Linked DNA regions of Homo sapiens: all the other regions are linked to region 2. The links are chromatin contacts, found by Hi-C in ENCODE. All regions are on one chromosome and are shown on one strand. The core of a region is the stretch at or near the end of the contact, and the rest is flanking DNA. Distances in the headings are between cores, read along the strand shown. Region 1 holds the start of GORASP1 (golgi reassembly stacking protein 1). Region 2 holds the start of EIF1B-AS1 (EIF1B antisense RNA 1). Region 3 holds the start of ACVR2B (activin A receptor type 2B).

Evidence for each region. A loop is a pair of places that touch in the nucleus more often than their neighbours do. Pooled maps may share reads with other maps.
Region 1: a loop to region 2 is called in a pooled map, with 12 times the contacts of the local background. The contact joins the promoter of GORASP1 here to the promoter of EIF1B-AS1 in region 2. A Hi-C loop is called at or near these places in 7 of 50 pooled maps.
Region 3: a map of ascending aorta shows a loop between it and region 2 (9-fold over the local background). The contact joins the promoter of ACVR2B here to the promoter of EIF1B-AS1 in region 2. A Hi-C loop is called at or near these places in 1 of 168 maps with a recorded cell type or tissue (ascending aorta), 1 of 37 single-sample maps with no recorded cell type and 11 of 50 pooled maps.

What each region holds. Positions count from the first base shown.
Region 1 is chr3:39,106,067-39,109,293 of GRCh38, forward strand. It overlaps GORASP1 (golgi reassembly stacking protein 1), which reads right to left and starts at 1,561. Exons shown (of 9, transcript NM_031899.4): 1 at 1,413-1,561. The coding sequence starts at 1,475. It overlaps TTC21A (tetratricopeptide repeat domain 21A), which reads left to right and starts at 1,614. Exons shown (of 29, transcript NM_001366900.1): 1 at 1,614-1,798; 2 at 3,019-3,148. The coding sequence starts at 1,772. RefSeq lists a silencer at 1,191-1,510.
Region 2 is chr3:40,308,204-40,311,148 of GRCh38, forward strand. It overlaps EIF1B-AS1 (EIF1B antisense RNA 1), which reads right to left and starts at 1,495. Exons shown (of 3, transcript NR_033965.1): 1 at 1,120-1,495. EIF1B (eukaryotic translation initiation factor 1B) reads left to right here and starts at 1,504. Exons shown (of 4, transcript NM_005875.3): 1 at 1,504-1,769; 2 at 2,690-2,853. The coding sequence starts at 1,739. LOC124906228 (a long non-coding RNA gene) reads right to left here and starts at 608. Exons shown (of 2, transcript XR_007095876.1): 1 at 1-608. RefSeq lists an enhancer at 1,235-1,594 and a silencer at 1,865-1,914.
Region 3 is chr3:38,452,020-38,455,228 of GRCh38, forward strand. It overlaps ACVR2B (activin A receptor type 2B), which reads left to right and starts at 1,871. Exons shown (of 11, transcript NM_001106.4): 1 at 1,871-2,355. The coding sequence starts at 2,304. It overlaps ACVR2B-AS1 (ACVR2B antisense RNA 1), which reads right to left and starts at 2,801. Exons shown (of 2, transcript NR_028389.1): 1 at 2,484-2,801; 2 at 1-1,206. It also overlaps a transcript of XYLB not described here. RefSeq lists enhancers at 1,453-1,952, 2,557-3,140, 3,141-3,209 and silencers at 1,671-1,720, 1,731-1,850, 2,271-2,550.

The DNA.
Region 1 (3,227 bases), core at 311-2,810, 1.2 Mb before region 2:
CTGCTTTATTTTTATCACTGGTAATTACCACCTACCATGTATTTTTTCATTTCCCTTCTTTCCCTACCATCATCCAAATGTCAGCTCCAGAACAGGGACCATGTTTGTTCTGTTCACTGCTTTATCTCTAGAGCCTTAGAATTCTGCCTGCCAGAGTAGGAGCTCAAAACTTTGTTTTTGTGACTGACAACCTCTGATCCCTGGTCCCTCTCCAATTTGTCCCTCTCCATCAGGCAGGCCCCTCCCGTCTTCGAAGCTCCCATCATCGCCCCACCCCTCCTCTTGCCAATATCCTGAGTTCCTTTGCCTTTAATCAAACCTGTTGGAAGACGCTCCTGGCTGGATGCATTCCACTGTCCACGCTTGCTGTTTGGTGTCTCACCATAAGAAAGCCCATTCCCAAGCACAAATCCTGTCAACTCTGGGTTCTCCAAGCCAGCCTGGTTTTCACGTTAAGAAACTTTTAGCCCTCTCATGTGGTTAGCTGGCAACAGACCCTACCTTCAAAACACACAAACCGACAAGCTTGCCTGTCTCCACTCATCTCTGCATCCAGCTGCCTTTCACTAGGGAAAGGGGGGGTGCAGGGACGCCTCTTCCCCGCAGCGCTCCGGGGTCAGAGACCCCCAGCCCCTCTCACCTACATTATAGCCCTTCCCTCACCGCAGGCACAAATCTCCATCCGGCTGCGGGACCCTCTCCTCACCCTCACAGCACACTCCGTTCTAGGAACCCCACTCCGTCTCCACTCTCCGGAAGCCTGCTCGCCCAGACCTCCATGTAGCGGCATCTAAAGGCTGGGACCCTCCCCAGCTGCAAACGCTCTCCTCGAGGATTCTGCAGCACTCTCCCGGCCCTCCCGCTCCCCACTATCCCGTGGCTGGTTTGCACCGGTCCTCTACCCTCGGAAGCCCTTACGACCCTACGACTGGCAGGACGCGCGCCGACGGGCTCCCCCGCAGCTGCGTCCACTCGGTTAACCCCGGCCCCCGGGACTGTCCTCGGCGTGGCTGACTCTCTTCCCAGGCCCAGCACGGAGAGCGGCCCGCGGCAGGCGAGCGTAAATGTGTGCTAAGTGCACGAGTGCGTCCCGACTGGTAGTGGTGCATTCTTCACCCGGGAGGAGCGCCATTCCCGGCGGCCGGACCAGGAAAACGCTCCGCTTCCGGCACTGCTGGCACTTGGGGCGGGCGCTGGGCCCGACCGCGGCCGCGGACTAGCCAGGGTCCGGGAGTCCCGCGAGGCCGCCTCTCCCAGGAGGCTCCCACCGGGCAGGGGGCACCTCCCGCCACCCAGGCGGAAACACTCGGGCCGGGACCCCGCCGCAGTCGCCAGCCAGCCGGCGACCGGACGCCCGGGCGCGGGGTTGCGGGCGCCTCGCCAAGGTCACCGGCGCCGCGGCGGCAACTCACCCCGTGGAGGTGGAAGCCCTCGGCGCCGCCTGCGGGCTGCTCAGCGCTGACGCCCAGGCCCATGGCAGCGGCTCCGCTCGGCACCCAGGTCCAGTCCCGCTGCGCCTACCCGGACCGACCCGACGCCAGTAGCACCGACTCGCTCTCTCGGCGCTCGATTCCTGCGCCTTGTGACGTGAGGCGTTTTGTTCCTCCCACTCCAGACACTGGACGCTCCTAGCAACCGGCTAGCAGCTCGGTTTCCAAGGACTGTAACGCCTTCAACCGCCCGCCGCGATAGAGTGCCCACGACCCTGCCTCGGGAATCCCGCTCTGCACCGCCCCACCAGACCCGGACTCGGAGCCGCGAGCGGCCCGAGATGAGCAGCAATGACTCCTCCCTTATGGTGCGTGGCCCGGGCGCTGTCCGAGGGCTCCCTCGTGACTCCCCGCCCCTGACCCAGAGACCGTCTGCCCTGCTACTCTCCTGCCACCCTTCGCTGTCCTCAGTTATATCAGGCGGTCCTGCCTTTTCTTGCCCCACTCCCCCTGGCAAGGGCGTCTTCTCCGGTGGCTTCTGCGCACCCTGAGCCCCAAATTAGCATCCCCGTTTCTTGAGCTACCCCAAACCAGCTCATCCAATCACTATCATTATCCCTTCTTGTCATCATCCCTTCTTCCACCCAGCTCACTCTCGCCTGCGCCTCCCACCCCAGTTGATGGCTTCACCATTTAATCTCCTAGCCTTAACTCATACCTCTTCCCTATACTCATCTTCTAATCCTGTCTACAAGAAATGCCAGCTCCTTGATGTCTCCTGGGTTTTCTTTTTATCTTTTTATCTTCTAGCCCAGAACCAGCACCATCTCTCCCCCCTGAGAGCCTGCAACAGCCTCCCTCCCATCTGGTTTCTCTGCTGTGGCTCTTTTCAGCATCAGTAGTCCCTGCTGCCACCACGGCACACACCCCCCACATGCAAAAGCAGCCAGAGTGGTTGTTGCAAAAATGTACATCTGAAAACATCCCTCGCCTTAAAACCATTCTGCTTTCTGTTACCCTTAGGATGGTGTCTGGGCTCTTTCATATGGCCCATGAGGATGTTTACAGTCCAACCACATCTGCTCCCAACCTAGCACCCACAAACCTTAGAGGAAGTGAAACTTAACTTTAAAATCTCAGCCCCTTTGTCAAGCTGTAGTTTCCATGGGCTTAAGCTTCCTTAGCTGTGAAAGATACTGAGAGGACCATGCACAGGATAGTGGATATGAAGCCCACAATAACTTGTAACTACAATTCGTATAATTTTTCTTATTATTTGTCCTCATTTTTCCCCCCTTATTCCCTTCCTAAGACAAAGCCTTGGTTGAATTCCCCATCATAGTTGAACCAGAATCTGTTGGTAATCCCCCAAACAAACACCTCCAAACTCTTTCCTGGGAAAACTGCATGGAGCTGCTCCCAGGGCTGTTAGAGGACAGGATGAGGCCTGAATGTTTCCTCTTTCTCTTCCCTTTGCAGAACTGAGGAGGAGCAGGGGATAGGGAAGGGAGCAGGTCTCATCCCATCTGGGACAGAACAGAGACAGAGAAGGGACTGGGCTATTGCAGTTATGTCTTCCTTCATACAGGCTGGGATCATTTACTATAGCCAGGAAAAGTACTTCCACCATGTGCAGCAGGCTGCAGCTGTGGGCCTGGAAAAATTCAGCAATGACCCTGTGTTGAAGTTCTTTAAAGCCTATGGAGTCCTCAAAGAAGGTAAGGACTTGGCAGTGTTGGTCTTGTGACCCCAGGCACTAGCTGGGCCCTAACACTCTGGCTCCACCTGGATGCCTTC
Region 2 (2,945 bases), core at 245-2,744:
ACTGCAGGGGTGGAGATCCCTAAAATTGGATGGGGAAAGATTATATCTGCATTTTCATTAACCTCTAAGCAAAATTTACCATTTCTTTCCATTATGAATAAAGGCAACATCATAGTGATAGAAGGACCTGTCACTTCGCACCAACAGAAGTTACACATACTTTCATATTAAATTTCTGATGTTACGGACATCACAAAATATCTCTTACATTTATCAGCTTTTTGAAATTATAGTATTAGACCTAATCTTGCTAGATCTTATTAGTGTATTAATAAAGAAATACACGTTATTAATGTATTTTTTAAATTTCAATATAATTGGTTTCCTTTGTAATCCTATGTACTTTGTGAACTTAAAACTTAACTTCTCATTATTCTGAGAAGGGATTCAGCAGCTTCACAGGATTGCCATGGCACACACAAAAAAGTTAAGAATCCCTAAATTTTAGTCTATCTCTTTGCTTCCAGAAAGCCAACCAAGTTTGACAATTGAACACACCTGCCTGAGTGAGCCAATTCCCAAAGTCTCGGGTTTATTTTTCTGTGCGTGACCTGATAGGAAGATATTACGGTCTGGTACATGACTCCATCAATTAACCTATTTGCTGAGCTCACCTTCAGCTTATACCTGGCATCTTTCCTGAATTCTCTGTTGGGCCTTCTGAGGCACACAAAATGAGCTGACAAGCTGATTTTCTGGTATCTTCTGTTCATACACACCTGGCCCCCACTCGATGCCAGGCCCAGGATTAAGCTGGGCAGTGATTCTCAAGCCTGATCCCAGACCAGCAGGCAGGATCAGCATCACCAAGGAGCTTATGAGAATTGCAGATTTTCAGGTCACACCCTAGACTTCCTGAAACAGAAACTCTGGGGTCTATCAGTGTTTTCTCAAGCCCTCCAGAGACACACGCTTTAGTCTGAGATCCACCGTGCTAGGGAATCGGAGGTCCGTCCAATCCTGGAAAGAGAGGCTCCCATCTCCAGTATTGGTTGAGACTAACACCGCTCCTGCAACTGGGGTTGGAATTTCAATGCAGGTAGTTGCTGAGCGGGGGCCAATGAGTTGAAAGCCGGAGCAAGGGGACTTGTTTTGTTCCTGCACCCCGATTTTACTTACATTACCCGGGGCCTCGAGGGTGACTCATAGAGATTAGCCCTGAGCGTCGACCCCTCGGCGCCGCCACTGCACAGCGAGAGAAGGGGAGTCAAGAGAGACGCTTGAGTCCCTTGACTGTCCTCCCCTACGAGCTCTCTGGGAAGAGAGCCCCAGACCTGCGAACTCTGGGCCGCTCTGCGGCCGCTTGAACACTTCGCGGGTCTTCCGCCCCGCGCTAGAGGACGCACTCCGTGACGGGAATTGCGGTCTCGGCCGCCCCCGGCCTCAGGCTTTCCGGGCTCTGCTGCCTCCAGAAAACTACAAGTCCCAGGATGCTCGGCGCGGGACGGTCACGTGGGAGGGGCCGCGGGCGCGGCTAAATAGTCTCCATCGGCCATTTTGTGCGAGAAGCCGCAGCGCCGCCTCTTCTCTCGCGCCCTCGCCTCTTCCTCCGCCTCCTCCTTCGCCTCTTCCTGCCTCCTCCCGGCTTCCGCCGCCGCCACTCCAGCCTAATCCCAACCCCAGGGCGAAGCGTTTTCTTATTTATTTCCGTTTTCTCGCCACTACAGCCTCCTGACAAGGTGATCCGGGCGGGCCCCGCAGGAATTTTATCCCCTCACCGGCCTCACACTAGTATCGCATGTCCACTATCCAGAACCTCCAATCTTTCGGTAAGATCCCGTCGCCGCCGCCTCCCTCCCTTGCCCGGCGCGCATCTCGGCCTTTTGCCCGCCTGGCCACCGCCCCTAGGGGCCCCCTTTCTGCCCTTCCCGCACCCCTAGTGGGGCTTTGTCTCGGCGCCCAGAAAATGGCGACGGGGCCCCTGGCGACCCCTTCCCCGAGGACAGCGCCGGACTCCGAGCCCTCCTCTCGGAGCCCCGGCCGCGGGCCCTGCGCCACCCCCTGCCCCGTCCTTGACCCGGCTCTCGCCTCCGCTTCTGCCCCTTGAAACCTTGGCGATCCTATTTCGTGGACTCCTAGATCGGCCCTGCTACTTGCAAAGGGTATGCCGGGCCAGGGAAACCAGGGATCGGCGCCCGTTCTCTGGCAGCTCCTGGGGGCACTTAGGGAAAGATGCGGATGCAAGCCTCTGATCTGTCACTGGCCAGTGGTTCAGTCTTCTCTGCTTGCGTAGCAATTTGTTAAATTACGCCTCTTGATATATATGTAATCTACTTTTTTTTTGGCAAGGCACAGTTACGGTTAAATGATTAAGGTGGGCGTATTCGAATGTTTATGTTTTCATCAGAATGTAATCGAGATGACGCACATTTTTATAGCGGCTACAATATTAAGGTTTTCTAAATCTTTTTCTCATTAGAGGACCATATTGAACGATAACATTATTTATCTATAACAGCGTTTTTCTACAATGGACATAGCTGTTCAAATGTTTCTCTTTTTGTGAGAGTATCTTGGGGGTTTTATTAATACTCCACCCCCATCTCCATTCCTACCGGCAAAAACAGCAAAGGCACTAGAACCTTCATTGATGACTGTCTGGATTGGTAGTATAATGTATTTCTGGAAAGTACTTCTTAAAAAATATTTTTCTACTTTGGATTTTTTTTTTTTTTTTATCCATTCGCAGACCCCTTTGCTGATGCAACTAAGGGTGACGACTTACTCCCGGCAGGGACTGAGGATTACATTCATATAAGAATCCAGCAACGGAACGGCAGAAAGACACTGACTACTGTTCAGGGCATTGCAGATGATTATGACAAAAAGAAACTTGTGAAAGCTTTCAAAAAGGTAAAGGGATTAGGAAGAAAGGATTAGAGTTACTGATGCACACCTCTGAACTGGATTATGATTCACACCTTTATATCGGCGTGGATGAAAAT
Region 3 (3,209 bases), core at 621-3,120, 1.9 Mb before region 2:
CCATATTGGAATGGAGATAACGATTTATACTCCCTAGAAAAGACACTTAAACTGGATATGGAATTACTTCCGTTATCACAGTCTATCACTGTGGCCTCCTGTGTTATTACCAGATACCTTATACACAGCTAGGGTGTCCCATACAACACTGCTTCTTGCTTGGCACACAGTCGCATAGTATTCAATCCTGTGTTAAATGGCTTAGATAATAAGTCACCTGTAGGGATTATAGCAAGCAGGGACCATCATTTTCACATAGAATTTCCCAGGACTGGAAGGGACTTTTAAAGACCCAGAAATCTTTCTGGGCAGTGCCTCCAAAGTGTGGCCCCTGAGGTGTTCCTGCTGCTCTGGTGACCGGGGGTAGTTGACCCTATTTCAATGTCAATCAGAACAATATACATTCCTTTATAAACTTGTTTTTTTTTTGAGAGAGAGTCTCACTCTGTCACCTAGGATGGAGTGCAGTGGTGCAATCTCAGCTCACTGCAACCTCCGCCTCCCTCCTGTGTTCAAGCGATTCTCCTGCCTCAGCCTCCTACCGAGTAGTTGGAATTACAGGTGTGTGTCACCATGCCCAGCTAATTTTTGTATTATTTAGTAGAGACAGGTTTTTGCCATGTTGGTCAGGCTGGTCTCGAACTCCTGACCTCAAGAGCCTCCTGGGCCTCTAAAAGTGCTGGAATTACAGGTTTGAGCCACCTCGCCCTGCCTATAGTGAACATTTACATAATATTTTGTTTGACTAGGTTTCTGCCATTAAGAAGATGCAAAACCCTGAGGGAGTGTACCTCTTCACTTTGCATATGGGAAAACTGAGGCTCAGAGAAGTGAAATGACTGAGACCTCCAGGTGCCACCTCCCTTTCAGCTGCTCCTGCCCTGCTCCAAGCAAGGATGTGCCAAGTCAAGAGAAGACAGAGGACAATTAATGTTATCTGAGGATCTCGGAGCCTCATCCCTGAGCTATGATGGTCTTTCCCTCCTTAGTTGGGAGCCCCATCACGTTCCTCCGAAGCTCTAGTTGTGTGATAAGGAGGGTGGAATCTGAGACAGAGAACGATGGCCCTCCAAGGAGGGAGTTCGGGGTGAGGAAAACAGCAAAACCATGTGCTAGACAAGATCTTCAACTGCAGGGCTCTGGAGGCAACTGGGAAGTTTTGAAAGTGCAGATTGAAGCTCAGGGCCGCTGTGGGTGGCGCAGGAACTGCAGAAGACAAGATAGGATTAGGGAGGGCCAGCAGGTTGCCAGAGGCCCTTTTCCACCTGCTGGGCTTAGAGGGGCGGGACTCTGCCCGCTCCCTCACTTGGTTGGGTTTAAATGACCACTCCCCGCCCTAGCTGTGCCTTTGAGTGTGTGGCAAGGGATTGCAGACGGGAGACTGCTTGTCAATTCAGGGAAGTCAGCCTCTTTCTGCCACTTAATTCGCCCATCAGTAGAGATCCGACTTTCCCACGGTTCACTGTCACCCCCATTGCACAGGTGGGGAATCCAAGGCACAGAGGCGTCTGGGCCAGAGTCCCGGGACTATCCACTCATTCCGGGGTTGTAGGGCAGCATGTGTCAGGAGCTTGGGCTCGAGCGTGCGGGGCACTAATTGCGAGTGCAGTGGCCACAGGCTCCCGGGCAAAGTGGTCAGGAGCCCATTCCCGCCACCTCCGTCCGCGCGCCCCGCCCTGTCCTCCAGCAAGTTGGTGCACGCGCGTCCTCCCACAGGGCGCGGGATGGGGGCGGGGCCTCCGTGTTGTTGTTTCTCTGGGGCCCCGCCCCTCAGGGGGGCGCGGACCACGCGGCCGGAGGGCCCGCCTCCCCTCCCCCTCCCCGCCCAGCCCGCCCGCCTCTTTGTATCCAACATCCGGGTTTCCCCGCTGGCTCGGCTCCGTGGCCGCCGCTCAGGAGCCATTTTGGACTCGGTTCAGCTCCCCTCCCCCCCACCCCTCCCCCCGTTCATGGCCCCTCCGGACTCGGCCCCTGCGCCCGGGGCCCGGGCCCAGCCCCGCCGCGCTATGCCTGAGTCGGGCGCGCCCCGGCCCGTGCCCCGCCGCCGCCCCCCGGCCCCCGCGTCGCCCCGGAGCCCGGGCCGCAGCCTGCGCCGCCCGCAGCGGCCCTGAGCCCGGCCCCGCCGACCGGCCCTTGGAGCCCGAACGCTGCTCGGGGACGAAGGCGCAGGAAGCGCGCAGGGAACGAGACCGAAGGAAGGAGCGGGAAGGAGAGCGCAGCCGCCGCCTGGCCCTGCGCGCCCCGGGAGCGCCGTGCGGCCCTGCCCGCGGGCTCCGGGTGTGCGCGGGGCGGCGCCGCGGAACATGACGGCGCCCTGGGTGGCCCTCGCCCTCCTCTGGGGATCGCTGTGCGCCGGTAAGAACTGGGCGCGGCGCGGGGACGCCGAGAGGGCGCGCGGGGCTGGCCTCTGGCGCCGCGCGGTGTTTACCAACAAAGGGCGGGCCCGGGGCCTCGTCGCCGCACCACCTGTATTCAGCCCTCACCTCCGGGGGCGTGGGCTGGGGGCGCGGTGGGCGCCCGGCTCGCCGAACTTGGGGGCACGATCTTGTCTGTGCAGTCATCTGCGGGATTCTGGTTCCTAGAGGCGCCCCTGCGATGGGGGCCGGGACGCGGAGCCTCAGGGTCGGAGTTCGGGCTACGCGGGCGCGTGGAACCCAGGGAAAGAGTGAGGAAAACCTGAGCGTGGGGAAGGCGGCCAAGAGGGGTGGGCAGATCTCATTGGGGGTGGCAGGATTGTAGGTGCAGCAGCAGCAGCAGCATGCGGGGAGGGTTGCATGTCCCTCAGAGTCACTAAGTGTAGCGAAGCGAAGGGGGCGGCTTCACGCAGCCCAAAGTCCCCTGCATCTCTTGCCACCAGTCTGCGTCGCGTTACCGGCCCGGCGGGCTGTTGGTGCTGGCTCCCACCTGCTCCCTCTTTCCCTGCCGTTGGCCCCGGGATGCGGAGTGTGGTCGCTTCGCGGGACCGCTTTGTTTGGGCACTTGGGAGGGGAGGGGGTGGGTAAGATGGAAAACCCAACAGGTCCCTCTTCCTTCGGGCCTCCAGGAGGCACGTGGCGGGGTGGGTGACCAGCGCTCAGCTCGCCCGCGGCTGCGGGCGTGTGGCTGGAGGTGTTCGGCCAGCGCATGTGTGTTTGGGGGTATGTGGGCGCGGGCGTAAACAAGCGGAGTTCCGCCTGGAAAGCTTGTTTCTCCTACGGTCCAAGCACCGA